Regions from separate parts of the Homo sapiens genome. Here region 1 is linked to region 2. Evidence: read pairs that join two places in POLR2A ChIA-PET (ENCODE). Cell type or tissue: MCF 10A. All regions are shown on one strand. Each heading gives the region's core, and the rest is flanking DNA. Links, peaks and the distances in the headings are about the cores only.

Region 1 (16,247 bases), core at 4,006-12,005, 73 kb before region 2:
CCATGATGCTATCTGCAGAGCATCACTAGGAGGCAGGTGTGTCGCGGCCCACTGAGCCCCTTTCCAGGTCAGGAGATGTGCCCGGAAAGCTTCTCTCAGCTCACCCGGCAGGCTTTTCTTGCCCAGAGCCTAGGGAGGGCACCCCATGCTAAGGAGCAGGACCCCGCTTCAAGGAAGTCGGAGCCAGCCCTGACTCACATGCTCGGTCACCCTTGGATGCTGGGAGTGTGGCATGGAGGAACCCAGGCCAGCAGGGAGGCAGTGGCCAGAGAGCATGGGGCCTCAGATGGGTAGTGGGTCTCTCGGGGGTCAGGGGACAGTCATTTATATAATAGATTTCTCTCCTAGAAGCTGAGAGTAGGTGGCCTTCCCAGCCTGAGCAAACTCTCCCGTTTCTTCTTTGAGCAGCAAGATTAGTGGGCAAACCAGCTCTGACCAGAGAAATCACTAAATCCACTCTTTGGCTCAAGGGAGCCTCAAAGCAGCCCCATAAGAGCCAAGGTCAGGCCCCTCATCAAATCCGTTTAACACTTAGATAAACAGAGGCCCAAGGGGCAAGAGAATCTTCCCAGGGTCCCACTGCCAGAGACAGGTGGAGCTGGGACCGGCAGTCAGGGCTTGAGACCTTAAACCCCGGCCAGTTTCCTTCCGCAGAGAGCTGCCGTTTGAGCCCAGGCCCCTACTCCCTTTCTCCTCAACTGAAGATTGCAGCTGCAATTTGTTTCCAGGTGTTCAGGCCCCAGAAGACTCACGTTTTCACACCCTGTCGCTTGAGGTTTTCTCCATCCAAGGGGGAAAGGTATAGGATGTTTGCATGAGTCCCTCTTGATGGTCTATGAGTTTCTCCAGGCCCCATTAATTGACTTATGATTTATACTCTACCTACTTCCAAAGAGGACATGAAGTAGCTTACCATAGAATACATGCATATAATGCTGCTAACAAAAAATGATAATACATAAAAATTCAAGAGGAGAAAGAAAGACTCAAATACGCCAAACACAGGGGCTAACACAGATCGTGTGATTAAGGGTTAACTTTCTATCTGGGCTCCTAGCAGCTAAGGTACAAGTTGGTGCAAAAGTAATTGTGGTTTCTGCCATTAAAAGGCCACACTACTTTTGAAATCAACCTAATAAAAAGGGCATCTTCGGGAGGCACTGAACCATCTTTTCATCCTCCCCCAGCACCTGGCGTCAAGGAAACCCTTGAAGAATGCTTGAGGCTGACTGAAAACATGGGTGGCAGCCTAAGTTCATGACTTGCTTTGGCCAAGTGACCCCACGGGGACCCATATCCTTACTCTCTGGGTCCCTCCCCAGAGGTCAGTCCTGGGGCACGCCCTGGGTGCCTGTATGGCTCTCTTCTCCGCCCACAGGAAGTGTGACCCCGGATCATGACGTCATGGCTGACCTTGGCATCTGTCCTGCTGCCTTAATGAATCAGGCCTCGCTAAGGAGAAAGCCCCAAGTGGCCAACAGGAATGACTCAAAATGACTTAATTGATTTAATTAACTGAAAAGAGAGGAAAAGAAACCAAACCCTTCTGAGGGCAGTTTGAGTACCTGCTTGGGCAATGAGTGCAATGGAGATGCCCCCGGCCTGGTGGCTCAGGTTCAGGAAACACGTCTCACCCTGGCCCCACCCTAGGGTCCATGGTGCCGGGGCAGGCCGGGCCCTGATCCTCACTGTCTCAGGAGAACCAGGCAGCCAGGGATCACAGCAAGGCCATCCACAGTGGAGGATCAGCCCTGGCTTTTGTGACTTAGCTTTCAAGAGCCAGGCCCTGGCAGACGTCACCCTCAGAAGCTTCCTGCAGGGGGTGGGTTGGGTCAGGCAACCCAGGAAGGACGGGTAGACATAAATAGGTAAGGCTGAGGAGGAGAGGCTTTCTTACGGTGAAGGACAGAGGAGAGCTCTGTGGAGAGGTTGGGCTGAGCCCTGCAGGCCCAGAGTCCCTGAGAAGCTACAAGGAGCAAGGGCGGGCAGGGGAGGCTAGATTAGACATTGCCTTCTGACCCTCTTCAGTGAGAAAACCCTGCTTCTGCAGGGGTAAAGATCTCAGCCTCACTGAGCTGCCCTGCCCTGTGGAACCCCTGATGTGCTAGGGACAGACTATCCCTGACCACTGACATCTACTGAGCAAGTACAAGTGCCAGACATGCTTGGGGCTTCCCAGAGTGTAGCCCATTCCATCTTCATCATTCTGCAGTAAGTAATGCCACTGGCCCCGTTTTGCAGGTGAGGAAACTGAGTTCAGAGAGGTTCAGAGATTGGCCCAAAGACACACAGCTAGTAAATAGTGGAGCCAAGGTTAGGGTCCAAGTGTGTTCAACTGCAGCACGCAAGTTGCTCTTAGCCCCTCCTTGGGCCCCCCCCCGCCCCACCATGGGTGACTGAGACACAACTCCTGACCATGGGGCTCTCCCGGTCTGATTGCCGTGTTCTGTCCTACAGAAACTTGGTCCAGCTGGGAAGCTTTGTTGCTGCTCTTAGGAAGCTCCCGGAAAAGTGTCTAATGGCAGGGCAACAGTGGTGGCGGGGGTTGTGGGTTCCCTTTCATCTGGGAGCTGTAGCCAGCAGGGGCTGGAGGAAGGATGCTCCTTAGGAGGCATCACTGAGAAGTGGACTAAAGAGATAACACCAGCAGAATCCACCTGTATCTTCTCTAAGGCTGAGGCCTCCTCTCCATGTGGGCCTCTCCCAGCAAGGGGGGCAGACAGGCACTCCCCACCTTCAGGGAGCCAGGCTGCCTGGCAGGCGGAGCACTTCAGCCTGGAGCCAGGAGATCTGAAGGGAGGGAGATGCGGTGCTGAGAGGAGATCAGCCCAGAAACCCCCTGAGTGTCTTTCATGTCTGTGCAATGGGTCCATCTGCAGCCAGGGCCAGGGCCCAGCAGAGGCCAGAACTGCGACTGTCTGAATCAAAGCCAGTCCACGGCCAGGGTCAGAGGTCAGTCAAAGATCAGGGTCATGCATTAGTCAGAGGCCAGCTTGAGGTCTCAGCTATAGGTCAAGGGTAATGGGGCTGGGATCAACTTTTAAGCAGTGGGCTGCAGAAGGAAGAGGCTGGGAGGTCCCTTGAACAAGGTCTGGATCAAGAGACTACAGTGAGTCACCAGGGTGACCCCTGGGGTCCTGTTGGCTGTGGTCACCTGCTAGGGAGCGAATGCAAGCCGGGGCTGCGGATGCTCCAGGGGTAGGCAGGGGCCTGCCTACAGACTCCGCGCCCCTCATTCCTCCTGGCTGAGGTCATTCCATTGGCCCAGCCACCCCAGCCTGGGAGGGGAGGCAGAGGTTCTGAAGTGGTTCCCCCAGAGTACCTGTGAGTCATGATCCCTAGGACTGCAGCTACTGGGCCTGGCAGATCGGGGTACCCCAGGACGCTGCTCCCAGCCCCAGAGCCTCATGTGTCAGCAAACGAGAGTCAGTTAAAGGCTAAATCCTACTGAGACTAAGCTATGTGCCAGACACAGTTCTAAAGCTTTATATACATAGTTTCTTTTAATCCAGTGATGTGTTATTACTCAGTTTATAGATGAGGAAACTGAGGCACAGAATGGTTAAATACATGACTCTGGCACTTAAATCCATGCATGGCTTTAAATGAGGCAGCCAACCTCACTCTGAACCACAATATGATTTCAGAACAGGATGAGACTAACCCTCCCCCAACCCCACCAACTCAAGCAAGCTGTGGCATTGCTAAAGGGCTGTGGGCATGGGGACTGCAGACTCCACATCCCTACCATGCTACTTCCTCATAGAAGAAGCTTAAAGCCAGAGTCCAAATCTCTAGGGATGAAATTCCAGGCAGCAGCAAGTTGAATCTTTGGAGCAGGGTGGACTCCTGGCAGTATCAGCCAGGAGTCTCCATTTTTCTTGATCCATGAAATGCCGCCATCCCCATTTGTTTCTTTTCTATTGGACATGGGGCCTTCCAGCAGGCAGCGTACCTTGGGAGGGACTCCCAGTGCGATGTGCTGGCCTCCCAGTGCAATGTGCTGGCCTCCCAGGAAAGTGAGCTAAGAAACATTGCACTTTGGTGGAGTTGTGAGATGCTTTGGTAACTGCGCTTCTATTTGATGTAATGGGGTTAATGAAACTGGGTTAAAATACAGGATTCTCAGGATATGGGTTCCCAAAGGCAGGAAAAGGGATCAGTAAAGACAGTTAAAGGACACAGGACCCCAGGGGCATCGCATTTGATCAGCAGTTTACTCATTCCAGGCACTTCCACAGGTACCTTCACCAGAGTCTCACAGGGAGGAGGTGCTAAAACTGAGATTATCAACCTTTTTCACAGATGAGAAAACTGAGGCCCTCGTGGGGTAAGTGTCGAAGACGCTTTGGAGGCTCCTCTGCAGATGTTCCACCTTGCCCCCTCCTCTGTTGCTGGGAACTCCAATTTTGCCTGAAACTCACCATCCCCAGTTCGTGAGAAGGACGCCCCCACTCAGCTCCAGGGTCTCTCTATTGGCTGAGGCCAGTGGCTTGCCACCTTCCCAAACCCAATCCACCTTTGATAGAAAACATTTTGAGCCATCCCCTTTACTATCCTGAAATGAAATCCATAGATAATATAATTTCAAAGGGAAGCATCAACACAATGCCTTTAACATAAAGGAGAAATATAAGAAGAGTAATTTCTAATGAGCTAAACATGTTTTGGTGTGCAGACGATCAAACGGGACCACAGCACAGGCTGCACTGTGCCGGTGGCAATGCAGACCTCCTGGGGCGCTGCAGCCACTCACACCCCATGGAGCAGCACTGCCAACACTTTGGGACCTTCAGAAGTGGCAGGAGGCTCTCAGTCAAGTTCCAAAGAAAACCATGGAGTATTTTCTCCCACTGTACCTGGTAAACATTGGGCAAGGATGCTTCTATAAAATAGAGTTAAGGGCCTACGCCTGGATCATAAAAAACAGGTTTCTCACCTTCATGAATGACTGACATGACATTAAAGGTCACAGAAGGGACAAATTATTCTATGCAATGCAGGACATTCAAACTTTCCCTGCACCCTCCCCAAACCCCTCCAAATGCCATCACTCCAACAGTCACAACACGCCCGCAGCTTTCTTCTGTGAGCCAGTGCTGTAAGCTGATGACACAGTCATCTATCTCCTTGCCTGAGTATGGCCAACAGGACATAGGGGGGTGGAGGAAAGTTTTCTCATCATGATTGAGGGGAGAGAGAATTACCCCCACTTGTTTACCAGATGTCATTTTATCACTGACCACCCTGAGGGAGACATGGCCAACTGCTGTGTTAGACAGAGGAAGGATGGAAAGCTCCCAGGCCCCTGGGAGTTGAGGGGACTGTCAGCCTGCAGATCCATCTGCCCCGGAACCACCCTGAGTATGGACTCTGCTATGTGAGGCAATAATCCCATCTTGCTTAAGCTATTCTGAGCTGGGCCTTCAGTTGCTTGTTCCCATGGATGTTCAGATACAAGAAGTGGCTTTTCCTGACTTCACAGCCATTCTGGAAATCAGAGCTCAAGTCTCCTGGCCTCAGATGGGTTCTCTCTCCACCTAGTCCTGAGAGATGGAAGCAACCAGGCAGGGTCACTTCTCGGGAAGCTTTCTGGAAAGGAGGCCTCTGAGCCTTCTCAATGGGTGGAGACTCTGAAGGGGCAGACGTCCTGGGGATGGGAAGGGGACTGTCCCCTCCCCAGCTCCTTCCCTGACTCAAGAGACACTAGGATTAGCAGCCACATTCCTCACTAATGTCATCTTTTATGCTTTCGGTGCTTTACAGGCGCCTATTAGAAGACAAGCACTCCACCCAAAGGTGTCTGCCCAGCAGCCAGAACTCCCTAAGTGTGACACAGAGGCAGCACCAGCCTCATCTGCAGTGAGCATCAAAGGCCTCCCTGGGGAAGCCCTCAGCACAGCCCCCAAGGGTGGGAAGGAGTAGGCGGTATGGAAGTGGTGGAGAGGTGGTCAAACCCTCTGAGAAGACCCCACAGTGATGGAAACACAGCAGGACACAAGCTCCTGCTTGACTTGCATCCATCTGCCATGGACCTGCAGATGGAACTGCCATGCAGCACCTACAGACCTCTGCGCAGATTCTCAGCTTTATCCAGGTCCAAGAGGAGCCATCCAAGGTTTGAAGCACAGGGTGACACAGCCACTTCAAGTCCTGGTTTCCCTGAAACCCTTGAGCATCTCCACAGGCCTCCCACTGCAGAACCATGCTGTGGCCTCGAGTTTGGTCCTCAGTGGGAGCCAGCATCTGCACAGCTGCCTTCATGGACAGGGATAATGTCCCTGGTCCAAGTCTTCTGGCCCTTGGGTGTCAGGCGAGGAAGCAGGACACACTCTAGCCCCGAGTTACTTCTCGATACCTCACTTGTAACCCATCATTCCCATGCTCAAGAAGCCACCATGGCTCCCTACTGCCCAAGAGGTCAATTCGAAGTCCACCATCTGCACCCAAATGGCCTCTCAACCTTTTCCCTTTTGTTCACAAACACCAACCCCGAGGTCCCAGCAAGCTAACCTCACAGCGCCCTCGACTTTCCCACCTCCACACCACTGCCTACACTGCTTCCCCAGCCTGGAATGGCTACACCCCACAGGCACTCACATCATCTACAAATCCCACCCATCTCTTAACAACTGGCCCTCCTCTCACAAACGTCCTAATGATTTTCCAGCTCCTGCCGCCCTTGACAACTCCTCAGTCCTCAAAACAGTGGAGATATTCAGCTATCTACCATCAGTCTCAGTAATTACCTTGAACAGTCTCTTTCATCCTGTATTGCTTTTCACATTTTCAGCATTTGTGTTCTTGCCCACCCCCCACTCCATTGTAAACTCTTGGAGGATGCAGACCTGTCTTACTCACACATTCCCAGCACCCAGCATGCTATTGGCACCCACCTGCTAGGAGCTCAGCGAACGTTCTGTGGTTTTGAATTGCTTTTGCTCCAAGGAGTGACTCAGTGATGAAATTGCCTATACAGAGATAACTGGGTGGGGGGAGGTTGAGGGAAGGGTCCCTCCCTCGAATTATTATCATCACCAATGAGTATTTGTTGCATGACTTTGCAAAAGTAATTAGGGAGGAGATTGTTCTTCTAGTCTGTGATGATGGAGTGAACTCCGCAAGCAAGAGATGCAAATGGAACAAGACAGAAGGAACAAGACATGGGATGGAGAATGGGTAGGGACAGAAGCAGAGATTTGGAGAGGGAGCAAGACAGTGACAGGGACAGACAGAAACAGGGCCAGGGATGGAGGAGGAGAGGTACATGTGGAAACAGGCAGGGACCCAGAGAGACGAGCATCAAAGAGGGCAGAGAGGGAGAGAGGAAGACCAACAAAAGCTGAGAGAGGCAGAGGGCAGCAGGGGAGTGGGCCCCTCCCTCCCCAGCTGCTTCCCAGCCAGGCTGGGCCCTGCATCCTCAGAGCCACTCCTGAAACTCCCACATGTTGGGACACGAAGTCCAGGAGGAAGGCAGCCAAACTGGAAAGCAGCCGAGGAGCAGCTGCCAGGCAGCCATGCACCCAGGAAGATGGCAGTGATGAGGAGACGTTGTCCTGTCCCGTGGCCCCACCATCATACCCCCCCAACACACACACACCTGCACACACACACACATACACACACACTGACCTAGCCAAGGTACACTCCTGCACTGGCTGGCTGAGCTTGGCTGGATGAGGAGTACTTTTTCAAGGCTTGACTCAGGTGCCTGCTGGTGACAGGGAAAGGGAGTGGCCCAGCTGAGACCATGGAAGCTGCAGGGGTGGGGGGGTCAGAAACGAAAGGAAAGCTGGGATTAAAGTTTCAGTAACCTGCCTCGAAAGTGCCCAGGTGTTGTGTGGGCCAGGATTCCTGGGTGCTGAGTAAGGCAGCCATCCCCGTGTGGATGAGGAGAGGAGAGGTGCTGGCCACTGGTTGGTGTGAGGTGGGCAGGGGGATGGAGAGTCTTGCCGGGGACTGTGGCCTCCTCATCACCTCTTCCCACCACGCAACACCTTCCTCACAGTCCAGGCACCCATTGATTGAGGGCTCAGACCCCCGCTACTAAGAATGGAGTGAGGTGGTAGGTTGAGACTCAGGGAAGCCTGGGCCTGGGGAGGTCTAGGAACGATTCCTGTGTGTGTGGTGTGGTAAGAGGGATAAAGGATGCCGAGAAAGAAGGGACGAAGAAAGGCAGGGGCTGAAGGGCTTTAAGAAGACTTAGCCTGCCAAACTTCGCTATTCATTCGTGCACTTAAGCAACATTTATTGACACAGGAGAAAAGGGGGGTCCAATCAGAAACCAGCGTGAATAGACAAACCCCAAACCTGATCACAGACTGAACCCTAAACCTGGCCTCAGACTGAACTTTAACCCTGGCCACAGACTCACTGCTAAACCTGTCCTCAAACTCACCCCTAATCCCTAGTACTCCAGCTACACTGAGCCTAGTCTTGGCTACTGGCCACCTCAAAACTATATGTCTCTATCTGAAAAGGTACAGGGAAAGACCATATAAATGTTTCTTGAGATCCCTGTCATCGCTACCACCAACACACAGCACATGGCAGAAGGGCCTGACGGATGACATTTGGCTGCACATTGGAAGGGGTTACAAATGCCATGAAAAGCCCTTGTTTTTCTCTAGCATAGCCCTAATGCCCTTCACAGTTGAATTGCTTCTCCTCCACACCATTCCCTCTCCCTGCCTGCCAGACAAATTTGCCCACTGTTCCCTGACTCCGGACTCCTGACCCTCTCAGAGCCCAATTTCAGAGCCCCTTGAACCTAATCTTACCAGCCAAATACAATCTTTATCTCCTCCCTCTAGCCAATCCCAGCTAGAAGGCTGTCTCCCTCCTCTGAACTACTGCCTCAATGTAAGTTAATAATCCATTTGGCCAAGAATGGCCTTCTATTGTCTTCTTAAAGTGTTATTTTCATTTGCAGAATGACTGCATGTTAGACATACATTCAAATTATCGCCCCAAGTAGGTAGTAATTTTTCCATTGTTACAATCAATGCTGTGATGAACATTCTTACAATATATCTTTATGTCCTTGTATACTTTAAAACATTTCTTCAACCAGAGGAATGTTCTAAACATAATTTTAAAAGTCTAAAAGTCAAAAAAAATTATGATGAAAATTAACAGTATCCTGGCCCACTCCCCCTGCTTCCCTGAGGCTCTTGCAATTTCTTTAGCAGTTTTTCTAGTATTTAACTGTATATATCTAAATAATTTGTTTATATTCTGCTTTCTTGATTAATCAAATTTACATCATTTACTGACTTACTACTATGGAAGATGAAAAAGGGAGCACTCTTACATTGCTACACACAAACATTTCCCCTCTCCCTGGTCTTCTAATAGATCTGAATTACAACATTTCCAAATCTGAGTCAGGTAGTATACTATGATTGCATTTGCTTTCCTGTACAATGTTTAGTTCCTCCTGGAGTCAATAACGGCCTTGATTTTATTTGCCTAGCTTGCTCAATACTTATAGTTAATTCTCTCCAGGCTTTCTGACAGAACCATAAAACCTCTCTAAATAAGGTCAATATCTTCCATTTTTTCTTAGATTTCCTTAACATAGCTGCTGCTCCCATCTGTTCTGGCTGTCTCACATGCCAAAGCACCGTTTTTCTAGTACTTCTTTCACTAACATCTTAGGGATTCATTTTGCTTTTATCTTGTGTTGGCATCTTATTTCCTGGCTCCCCTGTCAATATTTTCTTAGTTTATTCTTTTATTTTGTTGGAACACAACCTCCAGTAGTTTCTTTGGAAAAAATGAGAGATACAAGTTTTGAAAATTTAGATGTCTGAAAATGCTTTTATTCTACTCTCAATATTGATTGAAGGTTTGGCTGGGTATAAAATTCTATATTTATTCTTTAAAGAGCCTTCTCACTAAAATATAGCCAGACCCTAGAAAAATTGCCTTAAATACAATTTCTATTTTTGTAATCATACTCACAAAACATAAGGAAAATGAAAATAACAAACTTAGGAAACTATTCTTTCATCATTGAGATCTATAATTTAGGTCAAGTATTCCCAGCATTGGCTTTACACTAGAATCAGCTGTGGAACTTACTTAAAAAAAAAAAGAAAACTGATACTCCAAAATCTGATTTAATTTGTCTGCAATAGGGATGGGTATAGTTTGTTGGTTTTTAAGGTTTTTCGTTTGCTTGTTTGTTTGTTTGTTTTTAGTGAGAGACTTCTCCCAGTCAGATGTAGAATACTGAATTTTTTATGTGTGTTTTAAAATATACATAACCTAAAATTTATCATATTAGCCATTCCAGTTTGGTGGCATTAAGCACATTTGCATTGTTGGGCAACCATCCCCACCATCCAATTCCAGAAGCTTTTCATCTTCCAAAATGGAAACTTTGTACTAATTAAACACTGACTGTCTATTCCTCCCTTCCCCTAGCCCCTGGCCACTACCATCTTACTTTCTGTCTCTATAAATTTGACTTGTCTAGGTACTTCATATAAGTGCAATCATATAGTATTTGTCCTTTTTCGACTGGCTTATTTCACTTAGCATAATGTCTTCGAGGTTAATCCCTATGATAGCATGTGTCAGAATTTCCTTCCTTTTTAAGGCAGAATAATATTTTATTGTATGTGTATTCCACATTTAGTTTATCCATAAAGCTACTGATAGACACTTCAGTTGCTTCCACCTATTGGCTATTGTGAATAATGATACTATAAACATGGGTGTACAAATACCGGTTTCAGTTTCTGCTTTCTTTCTTCTGAGTACATACTCAGAAGTGGAGTTGTTAGAGTACATACAAATCCTATGTGTAATTTTTTTTTGAGGAACCACAGTACTGTTTTCCATAGCAACTGCACTGTTTTACATTCTCACCAATGTAAAATAAACACTCCCACAGTGTTCCAATTTCTCCATACCCTCATCAATATCTGTTATTCTTTGTTTTGTTTGTTGGGTTTTGTTTTGTTTAGGGATTTTTAGATAATAGCCATTGTAATGGGTATGCAGTGGTATCTTATTGTGGTCTTAATTTGCATTTCCCTAAAGATTAGTAATATTGAACATTTTTCATGTGTTTATTGGCCATTTGTATATTTTTTTGAGAAATGCCTATTAAAGTCTTTGCCTGTTTTTAAATCAGTTTTTGTTTTTGTTGGTTGTTAAGTTGTAAGAATTCTTTTTATATTCTATATATTAATTCCTTATTAGATATATGCTTTGCAAATATTTTCTCCCATTCCATGAGTTGCCTTTTCACTCTGTTGATAATGCCCTTTCGTACATAAAAGTTTTTAATTTTGGTGGAGTCCAGCTTATCTATTTTTCATTTTGTTGTCTATGCTTTTGGTGTCATATGCAAACAAGCACTGCCAAGTTGAAAGTCATGTAGCTTTTATACTGTTTTTTTTTTTTTCTAAGAGTTCTATAGTTCTCACTATAATGTTTAGGTCTGTAACCTATTTTGAATTAATTGGTATATACAGTGTAAGATAGGAATCCATCTTCATTTATTTTTGTGTAAAGATATCCAGTTTTCCCAGCATCATTTGTTGAAAACACTGTCCTTTCCCCCATTGAATAGAGTTGGCTCTTTGTTGAAAAGCATTTGACTATGTATCCAAGGGTTTTTTTTTCTGGGCTCTCTGTTCTATTTTGTTGGTATATATGTCTGTCTTTATGCCAATACCACACTGTTTTTATTACTGAAGCTTTGTGAGAAGTTTTGAAATCAGTAAGTGTGAGACCTTCAACTTGTTCTTTTTCAAAATTGTTTTGGCTACTCAGGATCCCTTGGGATTCCATATAAATTTTAGAATAGATATTTCTATTTCTGCAAAAAATGTTATTAGAATTTTGAGAAGAGTTGCATCAAATCTGTAGATTGCTTTCACTAGTATTGATATCTTAACAATATTAAATCTTCCAATCCAGGCATAGACTTAAAAATAACTCACAATAAAAGACTGTAGATAAAGCAAAGAGCTAGTGTTCTTTAATTTGTCTTTGAATTTACCTTGTCTGCCAAGTCATTCAGCTGAAAACTTCAAAACATCTTTATTAGTAGCTTCATATGTTAATCGATGAGGATCATAATTACTTTTCTTTCTATGATTTATCAATAAAGAATTCCTCAGAATGAATAGCTTCTAGTTGGGATTATGCGGCAGAATTAGCTAAGAGATTTTATTTTGTCTTGTATTACTGCAAAATCCTATTTACCCTATCCTTAGTACATACTGAATCGTAATTTCTAGGGATTTAAAAATAAAACAAAATCTACCTCTAGGTTAAAAAAAAATCTAAGAGCAAACAAAAACAATCAGAAAAAAAAAAAACCCCGAAAAAATAAAAGGAAACTAGAAGAGGCAAAACATAAATAAATATGAAAGAAATAGTGACCCTGAGGGAAAACGCCAATGTTAGCATGTGGTAGAAAAATGAAGAAATCAACCACAAAACTCAATTTGAGAAAAATAAGCACAGGGAAAACAGAAAGCACAAGGTTTAAAGATGTCAATAATCACTACAGTCAAATCACTACTGTTAAATGATGGATATGATCAGAGTCAACTTTTTAAAAATTTATCTATGTGGTGTTGTAAAATGACACACATAATGCATGAAGACAGAGAAAGATTGAAAGTTAAAGGATAAAAAAAGATGTTGTAAGTAAATACTTACAAATAAAAATAGCTAGGGAGCTACATCAATAAAAGATAAAATAAACGTTGAGATGAAAAGCATTATTAAGGATAAAAAGAGTCACAACTTAATGAGAAAAAGTTTAATGTACTGGCAAGATAAAATAATTACAAACTTGTTGGCACCTATTAGAATAAATGATAGACCCAGGGAGGAATGGAAAAATCCGCTATAAGAGTCAGCAATTTCAACACAACTCACTCAATTACTTATGGCTGAAAGGGAATAAAAATCAATAAAGATGTATAGGATTTGAAAGATACACTGAAGAAGCTTGATTTAATGGCTATTTCTAGATCTCAGCATTCCTCAATCAGAAAATACATATACTCCTTAAGCACACATGAGTGATTTACAAAAACTGACAACATACCAGAACATGAAGTAAGCCTTAACGCAATTCAAAGAACTGCTATCATTTCAAACTACAATCTCTAATTACAGTGCAGTTGAATTAGAACTCAATAACAAAAATATAATTATTGTAGACACACATTTCTAAATAATGGTTCAAAAAAAGAAACCATAATAGAAACTTAAAAATGATCAGAGCAGTAGAGCTCAGCTTCTAGCCAACATGGAGTAACGATGACAAGATTTACCCTTTCACCTTACACAATCAGAAAACCAGACAAATATACAAAGCATTGGATAGCAAGCAGCACAGAACTTGACCAACTGAGAGAAGAAAAGCCAAATGTGCCTATTATTTTACCAGCTTACTGGCTCCTGGTCAGAAGGTATGTGAGACAGAAGACAAAGGAGAGACATCATCAAGTAAGAAAAAAAAAATCTGTCAACCTAGATTTTTTACCCAGATAAGTATTGTTTTCAAAATTTAAATAAAATAAAATTTTTAGACAAAATTCGAGAGGATTCATTGTCAGCAGACCTGCCTATAAGTAAAGTTAAAGTGGCCGGGCACAATGGCTCACGCCTGTAATCCCAACACTTTGTGAGGCCAGGGCAGGAAGATTGCTTAAGCCCAGGAGTTTCAGACTAGCATGAGCAACACAGTGAGACTCCATCTGTACAAAAAAATTAAAAATTTAGCTGGGCATAGTGGCACGCACTTGTAGTCTCAGCTCCTTGGGAGACTGAGGTGGGAGGATTGCTTGAACCAAGGAATTCAAGTTTACAGTGAGCCATGATTGGACTACTGCACTCCAGTCTGGCTGAAAGAGTGAGACACGGTCAAAAAAAAAAAAAAAAAAAGGAAAGAAAAGAAAAAGAAAAGAGGCCAGGTGCGGTGGCTCACACCTGTAATCCCAGCACTTTGGGAGGCTGAGGCAGGTGGATCACGAGGTCAGGAGATCGAGACCATCCTGGCTAACACGGTGAAACCCCCTCTCTACTAAAAATACAATTAGCTCTGGGTGTGGTGGCTGGCACCTGTAATCCCATCTACACCGGAGGCTGAGGCAGGAGAACTGCGTGAACCCGGGAGGCAGAGCTTGCAGTGAGCTGAGATTGCACCACTGCACTGCAGGCTGGGCGACAGAGCTAGACTCCATCTCAAAAAAAAAAAAAAAAAAAAAAAAAAAAAAAAAAAAAGGAAAAGAAAAGAAAAGTTAAAGGAATGTCATGGGCAGAAAAAAAATAATACCAGATTGAAAAATGGATCCACAAAAAGAATAAAGAGCACTACAAAGGATAAAAATCACATTTTAATCTCTTGAGAAGATAGCATACTGTTTAACATAAAAATAATAACAATGTGTTTTGCAGTTTACCCATATGTGAAGGAAATGTATAAAAATAGCACAAAGGATGAAGGAAACGGAAATATACTATTTTAAGGTTTGTATAACTATATGTGATGTGACAGTTTAAATTACACTATGATAAGTTAAAGATGTTTATAGTAAACCACAGACAATAATTAAAACATAAAACAAAGTCATAGAGCTAATAAGCCAATAGTGGAGGTAAAATGGAATTTTAAAAAATTATTCAAAAGAATGAAGGAAAGGGAAAAGGGGGGACAAAGAGTAGATTAAATAAAAAGACAACAAATAGCAAGATGGTAGGTTTAAGTTGAAAAATATTGGAATTTTTATTAAATATAAGTGGCTTAAGCACAGAAATTAAAAGGCAGAGACTTTTATTAGATTTTTTTAAGCAAGACCAATTATATATTCTCTAGAAGATACTCACTTTTAATATAAAAACACAGGTTAAAAGTAAAACAATGAAAAAGATATGTCATGCAAATACTATTCATAAAACAGCTGGAGAGGCTATTTTAATATATAGTAGACCCAATATTATCAGTGATAAAGACAGAATAAAGGGGTAAATTCATCAAGAGGACATCACAATCCTAAATGCATATGCAACTATTAGAAGAGATTCAAAATATATGAAGTAAAAACATACAATAGAACAAAGAAATAGATACATTTATGATTACAATTGGAGATTTCAACATTCCTCTTCCAGTAATTGATAGAACAGGTAGACAGAAAATTAATAACAATATAGAAGACTGGGCTAGGTGCGGTGGCTCATGTGTTTAATCTCAGCACTTTGGGAGGCCAAGGCAGGAGGATCACTTGAGTCCACAAATTTGAGACCAGCTTGGGCAACATAGCAAGACCCCATTTCTACAAAAAATTTAAAAATTAGCCGGGCATGGTGGTGTGCACCTTTAATCCCAACTACTTGAGAGGCTGAGGTGGGAGGATGGCTTGAGCCCAGGAGAACAAGCTGCAGTGAGCTATGATCACACTACTGTACACTAGCCTGAGTGACAGAGCAAGACCCTCTCTCTTAAAAAAAAAAAAAAAAAAAGAATACAGAAGACTTGAACAACACTATCAACCAACTTGACTTAATTGACATCTACAGATTACACCATCCAACTATAGCAAAAGACACATTCTTTTCAAGTGTTTATGGAACATTGACCAAAACAGATTATATTCCGTGTCATAAAACGAATCTGCCTAAATTTAAGAGTATTGAAATCATGCAAAATTTCCTTACACAACAGAATTAAACTAGACATAAATAACACAAAGATTTCTGGGAAATCTGCAAATATTTGGAAACTAAACAACACATTTCTAAATAACCCAGCCTTCCATACTTCAAAGAATTCACAATTGAAGTAAAACCATATTTTGAATTGAATGAAAGTGAAAGCACAATCAACCAAAGTGGGTGGATTACAGATAAAGCAGTGCTCTGACGGAAATTTGTAGCATGAAGTGCTTATATATTAGGAGGAAAAGATTATAAATTAATAGTTTAAACGTCCACCTAAGAAACTAAAAAAAAATTTCAAGTTAAACCCTAAATAAGAAAACAAAAGGAAATAATAAAGAGTATAAATTAATTTTTAAAAGGGAACAGAAAAAACAATAGATATCACGAAACAAATAACTAGTTCTTCAAAATACATGAAGTAGGAATTGACACCACGACCATGGTCTCTAAACCTACCAAAGATTCCCTGGGATTATGTCCTCAAGACAAAATAAATAGATAAACAAAATAAAAAATAAACCTAACAAAGACTACAAAAAAATCTCAAA
Region 2 (16,247 bases), core at 4,194-12,193:
TTAAAATCCCCACTATGGATTCATGGATTTTTTTTTATATAATAGCTTTTGCTTTCTATTTTTTAACGAGATGTTACTTGGTTCATAAAAGTTTATGATGTATCTTTATTGTGGATTGTCATTTTGATCAATATAAAATAGCACTCTCTTATTTGCATTTCTCATGCACTACTAATATGTATTTCTGCTCTCTTTTTGTTTGCATTTTGAGTATAATATTTTCCCACTTCTCTGTTTTGCATGTTTCCACTGTATGTTTCTGAAAGAGTATATACTTTGATTTTTTTACATAATCTAAAAATTTTCATCTATTCACAGTAGAATCTCATATGTTGATATTTGTGGTGAAACTTGTATGTTTAGCATTGTTTCTGTAATATTATTTTGTACTTTGTTTTTATATTTCCTTCCTGTTTCTTTTTCTGAATTTACTTAATTGCTTAAATATTTTGGTGTATTTTTCTATAGTAATTTGAAAGTTATGTATACCTGTAGAATAAAACAAAATATTTAAAGCAAAAAAAATTCTACCAATTTTAATAATTAAATAATATCTATAACTGTACTGAAGTAAGATGAGAAATTTAGGACATTTTTCTTTCTTTCTTTCTTTCTTTGCCTATCTTTTCCTCACCTTAAAGTTTTGTCAGAATAATTATTTATTTTGGATTTATGTTCTTTTCCTTCAAGAATTATTTTGAATGTTTGCATTTGGCTTTGTATCCATATTCCAAATGATGATTTAGACATTAACTATTCCTTCCTGGCTGAGTTACTCATGGCTGTTTCTTTTGTATCACTTCTTTCATTCTCTGGTTCTTGATTTTGACTCATTTCTCGGTTGATTGGTGGATCTTTTGGGGTAATGTTTTTAAAGCAGAATTACATGAGTTCCTACATGTCTGAAAATGCCTCTTTCTTGACCTATATATGAGCGACATCATAGCTATGTATAGAATTTTTTCACAATTGTTGTCACTCGAAATTCAGCAGACATTGCTTCATTGTTTTCTGAAATTTAAAGTTGCACAAGTGAAGTCTGGGATGACCTGATTTTTCTCTCTCTCTGTTTCTTTCCTACCTAGATACTGAAAATTGTTTTCCTTTATCCTTAAGCCTTGATGAGTCCTTTTATATTAATGTTGCCCCTTACATCTGATGGCTGACATCTTCCTTCACATCAGAGAAATTTTCTTCTATTATTTATTTGAGTATGGGTATAGTAAATTATAATTAAATGAAAATTTAAAATAGAGACTTTAATGAGTCTATAAAAGCTCCATTGACTCAAAATAAGCTCCCTAAATAAATGTTGAATGAATGAATAAGCAAAGAATGGATGAGTGAATCTTTTTTCTCCATTTTCTTTGTTCTCTTCTTCTTCCTAACATGGCTTTTATGTCTTCCCCCATCTCCATTAGAATTTTCTTCTGATATCTCTTAGAAATTTTCAAGCTACTTTCCTTATTTCATTTGATTTTATGTTATTCATGGCTTACACTTTTTAAATTTTACAGTAGTGATTTTTCATATTTTAACCTTTTCCTTTACAAAAAAATTTTGCAGTTGAGATTTGTTTCTTCTCATGGGTGCAATGAATCTTGTAAAAACTCTAACAAGAGGTATCACATTGTATTTCCTTTTGTTCTGTTTTCTCTGGTTTCTTGCAGTAACTCTTTTCCAAAGGGAACGCATCTGTTTAGTTTCCCTGGATTTGTCCTTGCAAAGCCAGCCTCTAAGATGTCCCTGCAAATTCCCACCTCCTGCCATTCCTGCCCTTCTGTGTTGCCCTCTCTCAATGAACCAGGGCTGATCTGTGAGACCAAGAGTCTCACCATTATGTAGAGGTAATGATGCATGACCCTTGATGCTAGGAGGTCACAGAAGACATTGCAGCTTCATCTTTGTGCTCTCGGATCTCTCACTCCCCAGAAAGCCCACCACCATGTCATGAGGACACTCAAGCAGTCCTGTGGAGGGATCCACCTGGGAAGGAAATAAAGCCTCCTGCCAATGGCCAGCACCACGTTCCAGCTGTGTGAGCGAGTCACCTTGGAAGCAGGTCCTCCAACCCACAGAGCCTTTGGATGACTGCAGCCCCAACCAACAGGTCAGAAGACTGCAACCCAATGAGAGTCCTGGGCCAGGACCACCAAGCCTCTCCCAAATTCCTGACCCACTAATATTGTGAGAGAACATGGTGTTTTATTTTATTATGTTTATTATTGTTTATTATTATTGTAGGCCACCAAAGTTTGAGGTATTTGTTAGGTGAAAATAAATATCTGATACCATCTCCTTCTTTTGAACTCATTGGCCTTTTCAATAAATGTTTGTTTACTTCTGTTTGCTCAGTGTTAGAATTTGACATTGGTTCTGTCAGAGCTTGTGAAGGTTTCTGTTCAAACCTTTCATTCCCAGAGGAGGGAGAAGACAAAAGTTGAGCTATGCGTTAGCTTTATTTTCCCTGACTGGGGTCTGTGAGGTTCATGGTGAGCAGAGGCTTCTATGGCTTAATGAGCCTGGTGCGGGGTGTCTCATCACTGTGTGGAAGGGTTTTCTGAATGGGGATATTTGAACGTCCCTGCTCCACCTAGAAGTGAGCCAGTGAGCTCCCCAGCTCCACTAGCCCTTCCTCTGCCAGCCATGGGGCCACCGTATGGATGTGCTTTCTCGCTTGCACGGACCTCCCCGGCACCTGCATTGCCTCTCCCGGGTGCTGCCACAGGCCCCAGGGATTTCATGGTGTAGGACATTTGAGAGCCAAATGCCCCTTTCCTTCACTGAAGCCCATCATCCAACTAACTCTCCAGACCACATAGTTTAAATTATGTTCTTGACTGAAGTATTAGGGACACCATCAGGAGCAGTAACCAAACAGGAAGAACACACTTGGGGCATAATTTGGCATCATCTTTTACAGCTGAACACATACACATCCTACAAGCTCCTTCTAAAGAAACTAGAATTTGTTCATCAAGAGGTAAGAATGCTCACAGCAGCACTGTTTATGGTAGAAAAAAACTGAAGACAAGCAAATATTCATTAACTGTAGAATGGATAGATAAATCCAAGTATTTTTATTATAGATGGTGGGTTATTATACAGTAGTGAAAAAATGAACCACAACTCCACATGTCAACATGGAGGAATCTCAACACTCACAACGTGGTGCAGAAGAAGCAAGTGAAAGAAAAACGATTCCATTTATAAAATGGCAAGAGTCCCGGCACTTTAAGAGGCTGAGGCCCTTGAGACCAGAAGTTCGAGACCAGCCTAGGCAACACAGCAAGACTCTGTCCCACAGAAATAAAATAAAATAGCAGGCAACATGAAATATTCTTTTGCTTAAGGCTGTATTCCAAGGTGGGAAACTGAGTGATAAACTCGAAATTGGGAGGCCTCAGAAGTTGGGAAGACGCAACCAAAGAGAGCTGTTCTGGGCAGGTGCAAGGCCTGGCAGAGTTAATTTTCTCATCCTGAGAAATTGCTTCATTGGGTATTGAAACAGAAGAAAAAACAGAGTATTTGCTTCATTGTTATTCCTTAACCTGTACACATACAATGTAACAAGTTGAAAAAAAAGATCCTAATCAGCTTCTAGACTCAGATCTTCACAATGCCTGTGTCCTCTAGGCTAGATGTTGGTTCTCCCCCTTCTCCCTCTTTTGAGTCTCAAGCAACTGTCCCTCCCTGTGCCAGAAAATCCCACCCCTGCCCTAGAGGAGCCATGTTAACCAGTTCTTCCAGGGTCCTCAGTCTCCAGAAGCCCCTGTGGCCAGCCAGATTGGCACCAGATTGGCGTCTCTTGGGCCTGTGGTTCACTCCTCCCTGGACTGCCTTGAACACCAGGCAGTTGTTGTGGGAAGTCAGGGACCCTAAACCGAGGGACTGGCTGAAGCCATGGCGGAAGAACATAAATTGTGAAGATTTCATGGACATTTATTAGATCCCTAAATTAATACTTTTATAATTTCTTATGCCTGTCTTTACTGCAATCTCTGAACATAAACTGTGAAGATTTCATGGACACTCATCACTTCCCCAATCAATACCCTTGTGATTTCCTATGCCTGTCTTTACTTTAATCTCTTAATCCCGTCATTTTCGTAAACTGAGGAGGATGTATGTCGCCTCAGGACCCTGTGATGATTGCGTTAACTGCACAAATTGTTTGTAGAGCATGTGTGTTTGAACAATATGAAATCTGGGCACCTTGAAAAAAGAACAGGATAACAGCAATGTTCAAGAAACAAGAGAGATAACCTTAAACTCTGACCTCCGGTGAGCTGGGCGGAACAGAGCCATATTTCTCATCTTTCAAAAGCAAATGGGAGAAATATCACTGAATTCTTTTTCTCAGCAAGGAACATCCCTGAGAAAGAGAATGCGTCCCTGAAGGTGGGCCTCTAAAATGGCCCCATTAGGTGCGGTCGTCTTTTATGGTCGAGCTGTAAGGATGAAATAAACCCCAGTCTCCCATAGCGCTCCCAGGCCTATTAGGAAGAGGAAATTCCCGCCTAATAAATTTTTGGTCAGACCGGTTGTCTGATCTCAAACCCTGTCTCCTGATAAGATGTTTATCAATGACAATGCGTGCCCGAAACTTCATTAGCAATTTTAATTTCACCCGGGTCCTGTGGTCCTGTGATCTCGCCCTGCCTCCATTTGCCTTGTGATATTCTATTACCCTGTGAAGTACGTGATCTCTGTGACTCACACCCTATTCCTACACTCCCTCCCCTTTTGAAAATCACTAATAAAAACTTGCTGGTTTTGCGGCTTGTGGGGCATCACAGAACCTACCGACAATGTGATGTCTCCCCCCGACGCCCAGCTTTAAAATTTCTCTCTTTTGTAGTCTGTCCCTTTATTTCTCAAACTGGCTGATGCTTAGGGAAAATAGAAAAGAACCTACGTGAAATCGGGGGCAGTTTCCTCCGATAGGCAGTAAATTACCTCTTGTGCATGAACTCCTTGGAGTGAGGAATATATCATTTGCAAGGACAAATGCAAGGAGAGGGCCCATTCTGACCTGTGTGAGAAGGTCTGAGAATTTTATGTACATCCTTCGAGTGGCTGGTTTCAGAGCGGGAGATGCATTCACTGACTCAGCACTCACATGGGTGAGTCAGCAGACACCGGCCTGGGGGCCAAGAAAGCCAGGCTCTACAAAACAGTTCTACAAAACAAGCCAGTTGGCCATAAGGAGGTCACTTTTACTTTCTGGGACTCAGTTGCTTCTTCTGTTCAGTGGGATATTTGGACCAAGTGAAGTTCACATCCATTTTAACCCCACGGTCCCTGTTGTTATGCATTCACGGAGTGCAAGGGTCCCCAAGGAGCATAAAGAGGTGGCACTCCCCTTGAGAAAGCAGGGCCACTCACAGCACATAATCAGAGAGCACTGAGGAAGGTCAACTCAAGGCCAAAATCCCTCGCGCAGAGACACGGACCACAGGTGCTGAGAAGAGTTGCCCACTGAAGCTGGGCTTGGGAGCACACGTGAACTGGGGTGGAAACAGGCGGTGTCCCCCTGGCCTCACAGTCCTGTGAGCTCACAGAGGCTCTTCCGGCCTATTTTGGGCATGGGCCTGGAAGGCGCAGCTGGAACCAAGGGTGAGACTGGAACCAAGCTGGAGAGAGGTGAGACTCGAGAGTTTAGATCTGAAAGCCCACGGGCAGGCTGAGCGCAGAAGCAGGCCAGCAGCGAATGGGGAATCTGTGGAGCTCAGTGGAGTCAGATTTCTGGCTGGGTGCTGTGTCCACTCCCCTGGGTGGGGCCCTTTTGCTGGATGTCGGAGTTAAGTGTGACCATCAGACACTCCCCAGTGGCTGAATGTCCAGTCTGTAGACAAAGCTTAGCAGTGTTCTGCCACCAGGCCTATGTCCCTCCCCAGCAGCTATGCTGGGTTGACTCCAGCCAGTGAGCTGATGAAACCCAAGTCTGAGAATACTGGCTGCTCTGTGCCATCTGCCCCGCTCCATCATCCTTGCAACTGGTGGGGTAAGATGGTTGGTCCAGGATTGGGTGGTTTGTGGCTGGGCCAAGAAAGGGAGGTGGGAGTTAGGGGTTGACTTGCCCCAAACTGACCCCCTGTGACCTGGCGTCTCAGAGAGAGAGCTGGCCTCCTGCAGGGCTCCCCCAAAACTAGCCTCAGCCTGGTGCTGAGGCCTGAGGACCAGGGCAACCAGTCCTGGAAGAAGGTAGCAGAGATGGAGCGGGTGTCCCATGCTGAGAGCTGCAGCAGCCTGGCCCCATCAGAGGCAATGGACAGATGCTTTCCTATCCATGCAGCCTACGAGCCCCACAGTCTCAGTCCTTCCAGGCTCTGATTTCTGGCCCTGCTGGGTCCCTGCATGCTGCCCTAATGAGACCAGCAATGAGGACTCGCAAAGCCCAGCTGTCCCTGTCTCTGGAATTTCCCAGTAATCAAATGCCCCCGAAAGCCCAGTGAGTGTGTGCAGCCGGGTCACATTTTCGTTTGCTTGACAGGAGGGGAAAACACGTTTCCCTGTGGGACATTGTCTGCCCTGGGTTGGACTGAATCTTTGTTACTGAGACACCAGTTCTGCTAGTCCCCCACCTAAGTCCCCTCAGGTCTGTCATGACCCTCAACTTCCAACCCCTGGGAGGATGGCTGGCAGGGGAATGAGGCTCACCAGGAGCCGGGGCTTCCTCAGGCGTGCAGTTAGGAAGGCCAGAACCACAGCCGGAGCTGCAAATGCCCCCCAGATCAGCAGGCCTAGCATCCCAGGCTGGCCTGGTGGAGGCTCCCCAACCCTCCCAGCCATCTGGGAAGGCCCCCTCTCTCCAGGTCCTCATGGTGAGGCTGACAGTCACATGCCCCCACCCCCACCCAACAGAGCAGGCACAAAACCCCACCAGCTAATCTAGTCACCCCTCCCCACTCACAGCCAATCGTTCTTCTGTGGGGTTGCATGAGGACCAGAGAGAGAAGTCCCCCTTCCACCAGGGCTGCACAGACAGGGCAGCCCATGGCCCACCAGTGTCCTCCCCACTCAGAATGGAGCCAGACAGAGACATTTGAGGACCAAGAGATAAAGCCAGATCGAGCACCTGGGGGGCTCCCATTTGAAACCAGGAGCTGGCACTGCCTGAAGCGGGAGCCCCTGATGGACTCGGCGGCTCTGAGCCAGTGAGGACTTGTTTCCAGTTCCTTGTCTTGACTGACGGCAAGCGCCCAGGCCTTTGCTCTCCATAGCTGCCGCTGTATTCCCCAGCCTCACCCTCCTCAGTCCTCCACGCAGCACCTGCGGCTCTGCAGCCCTGGGCCAACACCATGAGGACCTGGGTCCTGGACTGGCTGTTGGACAGCTCCGAGGCAGAGGCCCAGAATTGGCTGCTGGGGCACCTCCCATTCCCAGGAGAGTGGGTTGCCCTGGAGCAAGGCTGCCTGGCCTCCTCAGGGAGACCCCAGCCCCTGTCTCAGGAATGCAACTTTCTGTGACAAGCCCACTCCATGGCACAGACTCCAAGCCCTCGCTCCCTGCCCAGACGCTTCGCTGGCTGAGATTGCCCGCGCTCTGCTTTCTGCACACTGCACAGCGCTTCGGCTCCTTAGCTTGAAGGTTTGTGATATTTCTTGTTGGAATAAAATGCCAAACCAGAACTAACGGTGGGACAAAGTGAGCTGTTAGGAAATGCCTCTTTGAGCCACAGCACAAAAATTAGCACAGCATTTCCAATTTTCTTGTGAATTGAGGAAGCAGGCACCTGCGAGGTCCCGTGTGGGGTGGGAGGGCCAGGGGTGGCTCTAAGCCAGCACTGAGGGGAGCAATTCATTCAGTCACCAAGTGGGCCTGAGCACACACATGGCTCATGTCAGCTCAGGCTGGGGAGAAGACCAGAGCAGAGGGCCTCGCCTGTGGTTTGAAGCCCAGGTGCCAGAGGCTGGCGTATCCAGGACAGAGGCCCGTGCCCCTTGCTCTCGGGGAAGATCTGCCCAGGAGCAAGATGCCCAGAAGTGAGATTCTGAGTGCTCCTCCAGCCGCAGCCCCTCGGCGTGTTGTGACAGGGAGGGGCCGAGGCTGGGGAAACCAGTCAGCCACTCTCTGTGAGTCAAGCCTTTGGCAGGCGGCCCCCAGCCCCAGGGCATCTCTGACTCAGCCTGCTGACTGACAGACTAGGAGCTCTATGGACAGGAGGCAGTGAAAGTGCCGGGAAAGGGTGGCACCGAGGGCAGAAAAGGCTCTCAGCTTCCCCAGAGAACTTGAATTGAGCTCCCTTCGAAGCCTGGCCCTGGGGCACCCTCCACTCCTCTCTCTCCTCCTCCTGGCACACCCCCTCTGTCTGAGAGCCTGAGCCTGTGAGTGCAGCCTGAGGGGCAGAGAAGCACACTTCTCAGTCTCTGGCAAGTGAGCAGCCCAGCGGCCCCCCTACTCCAGGGCAGACATCATCCTGCCCTCCAGAGGACCCGGCCCTCCAGTGAGGGTGGGGCTGATGCTGAAGGCTGAGGAAAGATCACTTCCTGGCCTTCAGCCCTTCCACACCCTCTCATGGGCCCCACCCCACTACAAGTTCTCTCCAAGCACTACTCAACACAGGCTTGGGGCCAGCCCTGACCCCCAGGTCGTTTTCTTAAGCATGTGTGCCTCATGGCCTTCCCCCACCCTGTAGAGTGCTGCAGGTTTGGCCCCTCAGGCCACACATGCTCATTTCTCCAGTTTGAGCCCGCACTTGCCCTGACTCTTCTCTATGTTCTCTCCCTCCTCCCAGCCTCCCAGGCACTGTCCCCAGCCTGCCAGGCACTGTCCCCAGCCTGCCACTGCCAAGGAGCCCCCAGGAGCACCCTCAGCCCCAGGGCCACCTGCAGGCCAGAACAGGGGCTGCAGGAAGCTGCACTTCTTCCGGCTTTCTCAGGGCCCAAGGAGGGGCCTGCTCTGTCCCCTTGTTCAGCTCCTTCTCTGCCAGCCCTACAGGAAGGAAAGGAGGCCACGCCTCACAGCTTGTGCCCCAATCTGGAGCTTCTGCACCCGTGCCCCAGGTCCATGGGGCCCCACCCTTACTTGTCTTCACTCTGAGCCTGGAGAGGCCCAGGACTTCCAGAAAGCTGCAGGCCAGGACCCTCAGCAGCTCCTCCCCATTCTGGGAGAAAGCCCCAAGACAGCCTCTGAGACGACTCTGACTTTCTAGCTGTGGAACGTTGGGCAAGTCACTTAGCACTCAGAGCCTCAGTTTCCTCACATGCAAAAAGGGATAATCGAGCCTGGGATATAGTAGAATGATGAATCAAAATACTCTCTTATTAGTTACTATTACTGACAGTTGGTCTGTTTTGACTCACACCTGTAATCCCAGCACTTTGGGAGGCTGAGGTAGGAGGATCACTTTAGGCCAGAAGTTTGAGACCAGACTGGGCAACATAGTGAGAACCCATCTCTACTGAAAATTTTAAAAATTAGCTGGGCATGTGGCACACGCCTGTGTTTCCAGCTACTCAGGGGGCTGAGACAGGAGGATCGCTTAAACCCAGGAGGTTGAGGCTGCAGTGAGCCATGATCATGCTACTGCACTTTAGTCTGGATGATAGAGTGAGACTCTGTCTCTTAAAAAAAAAAAAAGAAAAAAAAGAAAGAAATACTTGAGGTTGGGTAATTTATAAAGGAAAGAGGTTTACTTGGCTCATGGTTTTGCAGGCTGTCCAGGAAGCATGGCGCCAGCATCTGCTCGGCTTCTGGGGAGGCCCCAGGGAGCTTTCACTCATGGCAGAAGGTGAAGTGGGAGCAGGCGTGTCACACGGTGAGGGAGGGAGCAAGAGGTGGGGCCGGCTCCTTTTTAAACAACTGGATCTTGCATGAACTCGGAGAGTGAGAACTCACTCATTGCCACAAGGAGGGCACCAAGCCATTCACAAGGGATCTGCCCCTGTGACCCCAACACCTCCCACCAGGCCCCACCTCCAACACTGGGGGTTACACTTCAACATGCCATTTGGAGGAGACACACATCCAAACCATACCTCTGACCTAAATATAGAGCACTGATTCTGAACCTTAACTGATGATAACATCCCTGGACCCCTTTTGAAAGTGATGGAAGCTATGAACTCTCACCTCCAAGAAGGCACAAAAATAAAACTCGTAAATACAATACAGGTGCAAAGACCTCCGAGGGTGCAAAGGCCTCCTGAGGCCATCCAGGAATCCCAGGTTCATGGCCATCTGGGTCATATCCACTTTGGGGCTCTTACGAGCACTCCTGGACTTCCACACGTGGGAAGGGGATGCAGGGTCATTTGAGGATGGAATAGCGAGGTCAGCTTGATGTGCTTCTGCCGAAGCATTTTCCAGAGCTGTTCACTGTTTTCTACACCCATCGAGTGTGAGGAGCACTTACTGTGGCTGCACTTTTCACCTTTTGCCCCCTTCATGCATTCCTGTGTTCTTCTCACAAGGGCCAGCGTTGGACCCACAGACCGCAACACTGTGCTGGGAGGAGGGGCGAGCCCTTTGCAGGCTCCTGGAGACTTTCATCAGGAGTTCGCCACTGTCCAGCAAGGGCCTGCTGGGCAGCAGACACTGCTTAATTACATTGTCTCATTTAACCCCGTCCAGTGTTCTTCAACACTGAAATGATTCTCCTGCGTGGTGGATAAGAAAACTGAGGCGGATACACCAAGTTCTTTGCTTAATAGAGGGAACAGGCTTTAGGTCACACCAGACACAAGGAACATATCTACAGCCAGAGAATTAGAGACCACCAGATGAGATGCCAGGCCTTGGCAGGGAACTCAAAAGTGGCAAGAATTAGGGTGGCTTGTGAAGAAGTGAGAGCTGGTGGTCTTTTAGACAGGCCACGTATATAGGGCCATGTGAAAAAAAATGGAACATCTTCCTACAGGAAGCCGTACCTGATTTACTCTATCCCACATGAATAATTTCTCTGCTTTGCCTTCCTGGTTATGCACTCAATTTATGTTGAAACTTTTTGGGTTGAGTTTTATAAATATCATTGATACCTGGAGCGGACACTTAAGGCATGATCCGTCTCTCTAGCCACCCCACCTCTCCGCTGCCTTGTTTGTGCTGAATGATCCTGTCTCCTGGGACGGAGCTAACTAGCCTGGAGGAGAACACAGCTGGACCAATCAGATGCACTCTTCTGAGAAACCGAAGTGGGAGACTGGGAGATCCACCGCCAACAAGCCACTGGAGCTGAGTCACATTGATGAGAAGGCAACACCACAATCTCCCATTACTGGGGTCTCCAGGGCAAACCACTTTCTATGGCTTTGAGTTTGGGTCTTCCTTGGAGTCCATGAGACATCCAGAGTCCTCCCAATAAATTCCTTTTGGTGCTGAAGCTACTGCTATTTAGTCTCCTTTACTTGGAATTGAAAGACTCGGAACTGATCTAACTTTGGAGCAGGAAGGAAGCTCACATCCACCTCCTCACTTTTCAGATGAGAGAACCGAGGCCCAGAGAAGAGAGTCATTGATCGAGCACCTCACAGGTAGAGGACGTCAGAGACTGGACTGGACCGCCATCCCCAGATGCCCTGTGCAATACCCACAGTGTCAACTCTGAGGATCACAGCAGGGCTCCCCACACCTGCCTCCTCCAACAGCAGGAATCTCTCAGAGGGAGCTGGGTTAGGCAATGAAAGAGGCGCGGTGGGAAAGAGGCCTGGGGAAGAGGCTTGGAATAGCTAAGTGTGGCGTCAAGTACATATTTGTACTTAGAAGTTTGTAATGCTTTTATAACCAACCCATGCCCTAACTGGGGTTTCAAGTTATTCATGGGTTGTGGAACTCAATCAAGACTTGAAATATGAAATTAATAAAGAAGAGCCACCTGGCTGGTGACAGGCAATGATATGTGGGTTGTGTCTTGAGTTGACACCACAAGTTCGGCATCTGTTGGTGTGAGCCACCCACCCTTGGGAGGTGTCACCAGGTGACAGCCCTCCAAGAAGGGGTTAACGCATCTTTTCCAGCCCCCTAGCAGGCTGTAAACAACAACAAGCAGGTCAGAACTTGAGGATAACTTTTCATTCTTGCTATCAGCCCCAAAGGATATCCCAATTTTTTGGATGAACTGAGATTTGGCCTGATGAACCTTTGCTTGGGATGAAGGTACCTTTGGGTAGGACCTGGAAGTTTAGTTGGAAAGTGTGTGGTGATAGGATTGGGCTGGCCCATGCCCCTTCTCTTCATTCTCTTATCTCTTAATCCATTCAAAGGGATGAAAAACTGGAAAACTGGTTCTAAAACCTGGAATGGGGAATAAATAAGGGAAAGAAGGGGATAAAGAGATGAGAAAGTGTCTGTGGAGTTGACTTGTAAGGTAAACCCTCCACATAGGAAGGGTTGACACTGCCTCTCTGAGAAGAGGCAGCAAGTCCCAGACACAATCCACACCCACCCGTTGGCCTTTTCTGTCACTAATAGAAATCATTGGGCCACATCTGACTTAACTTCACTCTTTTTCTCCACTCTCTCTTCAAACTGGTGGAGGACCTTGGGGGACTTTCCAATTCTGGTTTTTCTTAAAGCAGAAAGACAGCAAACCACACAGGTCAGCTGCAATCCTCTGTACATCTCGACACCTCTGTCTGCATTCAGGACCCCACATATGAAATTCAGCCCTGCTTTGATTTCTTGTAATTCAACAGATGGGCCTGGCATGGTGGCTCACACCTGTAATCCCAGCACTTTGGGAGGCCGAGGAAGGAGGATGGGTCGAGCCTAGGAGTTTGAGACCAGCCTGGCCAACGTGGCAAGACTCCATCTCTACAAAAATTGTAAAAATTAGCCAGGCATGGTGGCACACACCTGTAGTCTCAGCTATTCAGGAGGCTCAGGAGGAAGGGTCACTTGAGCCCAGGAATTCAAGGCAGCAGTGAGCTGTGACCACACCACTGCACTCCACCTTGGATAACAAATTGAGATCCTGTCTCAAAACAAAACAAAACAAAACAGAAATGTGTATTTAGTGCAAGCCTATTGTGAGCAAGGCATCATGCAAAGCACTCAGTAAATATTAACAAAGAAGGCAGGAGAGGTGTTTCATTTCCAGAGTTATCTTATCTTTGAAATTCTAAGACTTAAAGTATTACTTATTCAAATCTTTTGCCATCTTTTTTTTTTTTTACTATTAGATTTTTTCCTATGGGGTTGTTTGAGCTCCTTACATTTTCAGGTTATTCCCTTGTCAGATGGGCAGTTTGCAGATATTTTCTCCTATTCTGTGGGCTGCCACTTCACTTTGTTGATTGTTTCCTTTGCTGTAGAAGAAGAAACTTTTTAACCCATTTATGCCTTGTGTTCTACTATTGGAACGCTAAGCTTGTGGGAGTCATTTATATCCTACTGCTCAAGGTCATCACCAAGATCTGATTTCTCACGCACAAAAAATTTGCAACCTCCAGCATAAATGGGTTAACTTGATGTGATCCCATTTGTCCATGTTGGCTTTGGTTGTCTGTGCTTGTGGGGTATTAATAAATCTTTGCCCATCCCATTAAGCCAAAGTCTTCAACTATTTCAACCTTCTCAAATCCCAATAACATATTTTAATTCTGAATTCTCCCAATAACCAATATCTATGCATCAAAATCTGTAAGTTGAACTCTTTTTATATAACAGAATGATTAGGCTTGCACTGCCTCGCCTCTCTTACCTATCGCTAGGATATTCACAGTTCTTTCTATTTGCATATTTGTATTTTTTAAAGACTTTTTTCTTAGAGCAGCATTAGGTTCACAGCACAATTGAGAGGAAGGTACAGAGATTTATCATATATCCGCTGTCCTCACACATGCATAGCTTCTCCATTATCAACATCCCCAGCAGAAGAATATGTGCATTACTGTTGGTGCACTTTGATTTTTTAGAATACATGCATACACATACACACAGTCATACAAAGCCCTTGGGAACGTGGCTTTGTTTTGATGGAGAAGCAGTTGACATCATAGTAATGCAAATAACTTCACATGGAGCAGCAGTGGCTTCGACTTAGAGCCTCATCACGCTTAAAATGTCATTTACCACCCCCCAGTCCCATCAGTCCACTCACTATCTTGCTAGCTCCTTCACTTTCCTCTAGAGTAACATTGGTCTCCATCTGTGCTCTCCCCCATCACCTGCCCATCTCAACCTTGGGCTGCAAGGTATCATTTATCCCCAAATTGATATACAGGTTTAACACAATTTCTGTCAAAATCCCAGCAAGAATTTTTGTATATATAGACAAGCTTATGCTAAAATGTACATGAAAGGCAAAGGAACTAGAATAAATAAAACGATATTGAAAATGAAGAAAATAACATGGAAGAAATAGTTCTACCCAACTTGATGACTTATTGTATAGCTACCATAATCAAGACAAGTACCCAGCCTGGGAAGCTCCCTGGTCCTACTGGGTTGATACTCCTCTTCCCCACCCAGAGACACCAGGAGTCCAGGTGGAACAACCAAGGTGATTACACCATAACAGATCCCCAGCCTTTGATCAAGGAAGGGCTATTGTGCCACAAGTGGCCAGCCTGGAAGAGCTCTTTATCCCCGCAGGCCAGAGACTCCCTCTTCCTACCCAGAAGCACCAGGCAGCTCGGCCTAGGGAGGCTCCTTCTGCCATTCTGCCAGAAGGGTTACTGGGAGCCTCACTGGCACTAGATAAACTAAGAAAACTGAAATAACATTGCAAGGACTCTGAAAATTAAATTTTCATTGGAACTACAGCTCATAAAAACAAGCCAGGTTCTTTGTGCTAAACCTAATCAGGGTGACTGACTACTGAAATGAGAAATGTATATGGGACCCAGAGTCTCCTAACATCATAGCCAAAATGTATAGTATGCAATAAAAGATCACCCATTATACAAAGATCACAACTTGAATGAGAACAATCAATCAACTGATGCTAACAACAAGAATGAGAACAAACCTTGTAATTATTTGACACGAATTTTAAAGCATCCATCATAAAAATGCTTCAACAAACAATTACAAATTCTCTTGAAACAAAGGAAAAATAGAAAATCTCAACAAAGAAATATACAGTATAAAAAGGAAAGTTATAAAACTGAAAAATACAATAAACAAAAATAAAAAAAGACTCATTACATGGGCTCAATAGTAGAATGGAGGTGACACAGGAAAAAAATCAGTAAATTTGAGGACAGAATAATGGAATTTACCCCATCTGAACAGAGAGAAAACAGACTAAAAGAAGTAAATAAACAGTTTCAAGGATCTATATAAAAATGGCAAAGACCCAACATTTGTATATTGGCATCCCAAAAGAAAGACGGGGGAAGACTAAAAAGTACTCAAAGAAATAATGGCTGAAATCCCAGCTTTGGCAAAAGACATAAGCCCACAGACACAAGAAACTGAGTGAAGTCCAATAGGATAAACCCGAAGAAATTCATGCCAAGACACAGTAAAAACTGAAGATGAAAGGAAAATCTTGAAAGCTGCCAGAGAGAAATGACACATTCATTCTAGGGGCACACCAATTTAAATGAAAATTTCTCATCTGAAACTATTCAGAGCATAAGGAAGTGGCACAATCTTTTACAAACGCTGAAATAAAAGAACTGTCAACTTTGAATTCTACGTTGGGTGAACGAAGGTGTTCTGCAGAAATGAAGGGGAAATAAACGTTCTCAGATGAAGAAAAAAAGAATTTATGGCTAGTGACCTACCTTTAAAGAATGTCGAAAGGAAGTTCTTTAAATAGGAAATGATACAAGGAGTTGTATTGGGGCATCCAGAGGAAAATAAAACAGAAAGAAAAGAAACACGGGTACCTACAATAAACTAAACTACTCCTTATCTCGTAAATCACAATTGATGAAAAAGTAAACCTAAAACCGCGCTGAAAAATGAAGTCTATTACTCTTTAAAAAAAAAAAAAAAAAAGCAGATGCATGATATTTACAATCACTCCAAAGAAAATGAAATACTTAGATACACACTTAAATATCATATGCAAGATATGTATGTTGAAAATTATGAAATGCTGATGAAAGAAATCAGTGAAGAACTAAATAAATGGAGAGACATATGTCCATGGATTGAAAGACTCGACATAATGAAGATGTCATTTCCCCAAAAATTGATTTAAAAGTTTAATGCAATTTCTATAAAAATCCTAGCAAAGTTTTTGCCAACATATACAAGCTTTTTCTAAAATTTATATGGAAAGGCACAGGTCTTAGAATAGGTAGAATACTCTTCAGAAAGACAAATGAAGCCAGGCACGATAGGGCATA

Evidence for each region. ChIA-PET counts read pairs that join two places held together with the same protein. Peaks named below come from ENCODE experiments on the same cell type or tissue, not always from the same donor. Only the 100,000 strongest peaks of a DNase experiment are listed, where the experiment ranks them.
Region 1: POLR2A ChIA-PET joins it to region 2 with 10 read pairs; 4 of 35 experiments call an interaction of 5 or more read pairs at or near these places.

Annotation. Positions count from the first base shown.
Region 1 is chr2:72,034,301-72,050,547 of GRCh38, forward strand. No RefSeq gene overlaps it. Among named protein-coding and RNA genes, the nearest start is that of CYP26B1, 110 kb to the right of the region's middle. RefSeq lists an enhancer at 2,463-3,130. In MCF 10A, for the core only: no CTCF peak of the experiment used is centred there; DNase peaks (open chromatin) are centred at 6,891, 7,471 and 7,681.
Region 2 is chr2:72,107,472-72,123,718 of GRCh38, forward strand. No RefSeq gene overlaps it. Among named protein-coding and RNA genes, the nearest start is that of CYP26B1, 32 kb to the right of the region's middle. In MCF 10A, for the core only: a CTCF peak has its summit at 8,804 (motif pointing left); DNase peaks (open chromatin) are centred at 5,120 and 8,180.